Linked DNA regions of Homo sapiens: region 2 is linked to region 1. A link is a loop called in an ENCODE intact Hi-C map of the cell type or tissue named here. Cell type or tissue: Caco-2. All regions are shown on one strand.

What was found. A loop is a pair of places that touch in the nucleus more often than their neighbours do. Peaks named below come from ENCODE experiments on the same cell type or tissue, not always from the same donor. Only the 100,000 strongest peaks of a DNase experiment are listed, where the experiment ranks them.
Region 2: a loop joins it to region 1, with 4 times the contacts of the local background. A loop is called at or near these places in 3 of 110 quality-filtered maps.

What each region holds. Positions count from the first base shown.
Region 1 is chr12:93,313,825-93,316,324 of GRCh38, reverse strand. The region is part of intron 2 of LOC643339 (a long non-coding RNA gene); the gene reads left to right. Among named protein-coding and RNA genes, the nearest start is that of NUDT4, 63 kb to the left of the region's middle. RefSeq lists a cis regulatory region at 1,638-1,651 and an enhancer at 1,572-1,716. In Caco-2, no CTCF peak of the experiment used is centred here; DNase peaks (open chromatin) are centred at 944 and 1,554; H3K4me3 peaks cover 1,430 bases.
Region 2 is chr12:93,163,322-93,165,821 of GRCh38, reverse strand. All of the region lies in intron 3 of LOC643339 (a long non-coding RNA gene), which reads left to right. Among named protein-coding and RNA genes, the nearest start is that of LINC02412, 9.8 kb to the left of the region's middle. In Caco-2, no CTCF peak of the experiment used is centred here; a DNase peak (open chromatin) is centred at 1,546.

The DNA of each region.
Region 1 (2,500 bases):
AGACACCAAGTACTTGTTGTGGGCTGGCCACTGTTCTAAGCTACCGGGATAAAAATTATTCTGCTCAGAACAAATTATCTGGGGATTAGGGAGAAAGATGAGCAACTAACTGCCTTGGGGGAGGCTGTTCAAGAGGAAGTGGGGATATTCAAGAAAGAAAAGTAACATTTTTGAGCCAAGACTGGGCCATGTGTAAGATAAGGCACTTATTATGCACTTTCATCCTCTGAAAACAGCTCTCAGAAGTAGATATTGTTATCTTCATTTTGCAAAGGAGTGTGGCTTATGAGACCTGCCCAAGGCCACATACAATGGACAAAGCTAGGATGTGAATCCAGGTCCTTCTTAGTGAGCCTAAGCCCACAGTACGCCCACTCTGCTTCTCCCAGGGATTAATGAATGATTCATCACAATTGTTTTATTTCTGTTCGTAGGGTTTTCTCTCCTACACCTTAATAAAGCCAAAGTTTATTTACTATTAAAGTTACAATGAAGTACTTATGAAAGCATACAAATTTGTAAAATAAGTCCTTATGTTTTCAAGAAAATTACCAGATATAATATTAACGACAAGATGAAACAAAGATACGAATCATGACTTTTGTCCTGTTTTAAAGTCACCTTATGGAACAATACATCATGAAATCAATAGTTGTACATCTAGGAAATTTACCACTGGAGCTCTCTTCCACTGGTGTGGATATTCTAATTGGTCTCAGGTGGCCGTCTCTGCCATTTTGGTGATTGGCTAGAATCCAAGGGTGTTTTTGAAGATGGCACCTGGAATTCACAAAACATGGCTAATTCTTCTGAGAAGAGATGGGACACAAACATGAAAGAGGAGTCGTAAAAACGTCAGGCATCTTTCGGTGCTCCTTCATCTCCTAAGGAGCTTCTCCCAGGACAGGTCTCTGTCCCCGCATTCTTTCCTTCCGCCTGGAGGGTAAGTTCCCGGATGCAGGAGGTAGTTTGTTTGCCCGAGGGCTCCGACCAGCATTGGGTGCTGAGGGAGGCGGGCCCGGCGGTGCGCATTTTTTTTTTTTTCCAGACAAGTCTTGCTCTGTTGACAGGCTGCAGTGCAGTGGCACCATCTCGGCTCACTGTAACCTCCGCTTCCTGGGTTCAAGTGATTCTCCTGCCTCAGCCTCCTGAGTAGCTGGGATTACAGGCGCCCGCCATCATGCCCAGCTAATTTTTGTATTTTTAGTAGAGACGGGGTTTCGGTTTCACCATGTTGGCCAGGATGGTCTCTATCTCCTGACCTCGTGATCCGCCTGCCTCAGCCTCCCAAAGTGTTGGGATTACAGGCGTGAGCCACCGCGCCCGGCCCCGGCAGTACACTTTGAATTCAGCAGTGACCAGGGCTGTTTGTTTAGAAAAGCCCGGGGCTCTGGTTCTCCACTGTAGTGTCATTCAGCAATGATTCCTTAGTGACAAACAACCCCGCCCTAACCCCCAGGTGAGTTTGACCCATGTCTGTTGCTATGCCAACCACAAGGCCCCGCCCCTTTACCCCAGGCTGACTTGGGATTGGCTTTTCCAGTGGGCAAAGGTCAAGGAAGGACGGTTGCCACGGATCATGCGCAGCGCGATGGCCTCGGCTGTGGGCTTCCGCCTGTTTGCCTTTCTTCCGCTCTCGGGGTAAAGGTCACCAGGGGCTGGTTCAGACCGCAGGCTCTGGAATCTGCCACACCTGGGTTGGAACCTTCACCACTGTCCCCCGCCCCAGCCACATTCTAATGAGTTACCTGCGGCAAGTTTAGGTCTAAGCCTCAGATGTTTTCCTCAGATGTAAAAATGTGTATTACCAAGGTTGTGAGATTTTGATGATAGCCGCAGGCACTTCTGTCTTCTTACAACATGCTATGTGTTTTTCTGAGCGTTTTACATAAGCTAACTCAATTCATCCTCACAACAAGCCTACAAGATAGGTATCTTTGTCATCCCACTTACAGATGAGGAAACTGAGGCATGGGAAAGTTACAGGACTTTCTCAACATCCAGTAGTTTGTAGATGCAGACCTGAGACATCAAAGCAAGTTTGAGTCCAGGAAACACCGTTGGGCAGCACATGCCTGTAATCCCAGTGCATTGGGAGACTGAGGCGGGAGGCTTGCTTGAGACTAAGAGTTCCAGACCAGCCTGGGCAAAGATAGTGAGACCCCATTTCTACAAAAAAAAAAAAAAAAAAAAAAAAAAGAAGAAAAGAAACACATGCCACTTTGGGACACAGTAGATATTTAATAAATTCTATTTATTTTTAATCCCATTACTATTATTGGTTCTGGTTTTCACGGCTTCCATGAGTCACTTTGGAAGTGGAGTGAGACAAAACGTTTTTGTGAGAGTATGATTTAAGAAAAATATTTTTGGACTGGCTGAGGTGGCTTGTGCCTGTAATCCCAGCACTTTGGGAGGCTGGGATGGGAAAATTGCTTGAGCCCAGGAGTTCCAAACTAGCCTGGACAACATAGTGAGGCCACATCTCTACAGAAAATAA
Region 2 (2,500 bases), 150 kb after region 1:
AGCAGTGCTGGAAAAAAAAAGAGGACCTTCCAGCTGGGGGATTTGGTCTCACTTGAGGCCCTGTGGGAACTAGTAACCAGCAGGTGAATTGTTAATTAGCAGGCAAAGCCTGGCCTGGAATAAGCTGGTGCTTGACTTCAGTGGAGTTTAAATAGCTGGGAAAACGATTGTTCTAAGGATACTTGACTGGAGGCATTTCCAGCACATGCTTGTGGCAGAAGGAGTGATGTGTTCTGTCCTAGGCACCTCTGCTGCTTCTGTCATCGACCTAGGTGATATGCTTTGGCTGTGTCCCCACCCAAATCCCATGTGTCATGGAAGGGACTCGGTGGGAGGTAATTGATTCATGGGGGCAGGCCTTTCCTGTGCTATTCTCATGATAGTGAATAAGTCCCATGAGATCTGACAGTTTTATAAAGGAGAGATCCTCCACACATGCTCTTTTGCCTTCTGCCATGTAACACGTGACTTTGCTCCTCCTTTGCCTTCTGCCATGATTGTGAGGCCTCCCCAGCCATGTGGAACTGTGAGTCCATTAAACCTCTTTCCATATAAATTACCCAGTCTCAGGTATGTCTTTATTAGCAGCGTGAGAACAGACTAATACACTGGGCTTGCTTTCTTCTGTGCATCTTCTTTTTGTTTTGTTTTGTTTTTGGAGACAGAGTCTCACTCTGTAGCCCAGGCTGGAGTGCAGTGGTGTGATCTTGGCTCACTGCAACCTCTGCCTCCTGGGTTCAAGCAATTCTCTGCCTCAGCCTCCCAAGTAGCTAAGATTACAGGTGCCAGCCACCATGCCTGGCTAAATTTTTGTATTTTAGCAGAGATGGGGTTTCACCATGTTGGCCAGGCTGGTCTCAAACTCCTGACCTCAAGTGATCCACCTGCCTTGGCCTCCCAAAGTGTTGGGATTACAGGCATGAGCCACCACGCCAGGCCTCTTCTGTGCATCTCAAAGGCTTGAGAAAAATTTTTTTTTTTTTAAATAAATAACAGAGCATTACATTTCCTTGGTGAGGGGTTTTGGGGCTTTTTTCCCCATGTCCACATTGATCTGTCAACACCTGCCCCAGGTCCCTGCTGTTCTCCTTGCCCCATACCTGCTGCCAAAAGAGGTGCTTGCTGTCAGAAAGCCGGGGTCAAAGTGTCTCTACCACTGGCTAGCTGGGCAACCTTGGGTAGGTCCCTCAGTTCTCTGAGCCCTGTAATCTTTATGTAAAATAAAGATTGTATCACCTGCTCCACCTACCATAAGAGGCTGTTGTGAGAATCAGCCTCTTATGGTAGGTGGAGCAGGTGATCCAAAAGAGTTAATGTAGGTGAAAGTCCTGTCCTTCATTAAACCACAAAGCATCATCCAATTGCTCTTGTTGCCTGCTGCCTCCTCTCTACTTGTAGTCATTCATTCCTGGCTGAGAGTGCAGAAGTTGAACAAGGCCCCATTACTTTTTAGTTGTATCATTTGGGGCGAGTCATGCTGTGAATTTCTGTTTCCTCATACATAAAATGGGAATAACTTTACCTAGCATTTATTTACATCCTTCTTTATTTACACTGCACCTTGACCCAATGATGTTATCAGCACGAAAGCCGAGATAAACACACATAAAGCACCTAACCTAGACTTGGCACCCAGTCGGTACTCAGTAAAAGGGAATTCTTTCCTTCCCTGTTTGTGGAAATTGGACTATGGTATAACCCAGCTGAGATGCCTTCCTTTATAAAGAAAGAACTCCTCCTCTAATTGCTGAGGATAGTACTGTCTGCTACTCCTTCACCCTCAACTTTTTATCTCAGTGCTTTGCTCAAGGCCCAAACATGCTTAAAATTCTCTTTTGAAGTCTGTAGACTAGGGAGTTATATAATGGAGTCTTCTTTTATTACTTGGGGATAAAGATTCCTCAACAGCACGTGTGAAAAAGACTCAAATATTTGGTTGACTGCAAAATTAACATGAGTCAACAGTGTGATGAACAAGCAAGAAATGTATTTTAGGAAGTATGAAGGGAATGGTCCAGTGAGAGGATAGCCTTAGACTCATTCTCCTCATGTTGGTCAGACTACGCTTGGACTAAAGGACTCAGTTCCAGATGCTGATGCCTGGGGATGGATCATCAGAAAGGAGTGCTAGCAAAGAGCTTGGGATGCAGGGTGTTTGAGTAACTTTCAGAAAAACTGAGGCTCCTTAAACTGCAAAAGATGTATTTCAGGAGAGATATGTATTGTCTCTTGTTTCTTGAACGGACTGAACAAAACACCACCACTTTGGATTTACTTAAGAGTAATAATTTCTAAGGAGTATGTAGAAGTACACATTTGAGGTTATGTGACTCCCAGGGGAAGAATTAGGGACAGTAGGTAGAAGTTATGGAGAAGTAGTTTTAGTGGTATTTCTGTTTCTATTCCTCTTTACAACTCTGGGTTTTCGGAAGAATTAGCTATTAAAACTATTTAAAACTTGGCTTTCTTACAGCCAGTTTCAGCATGATGTTACATACAA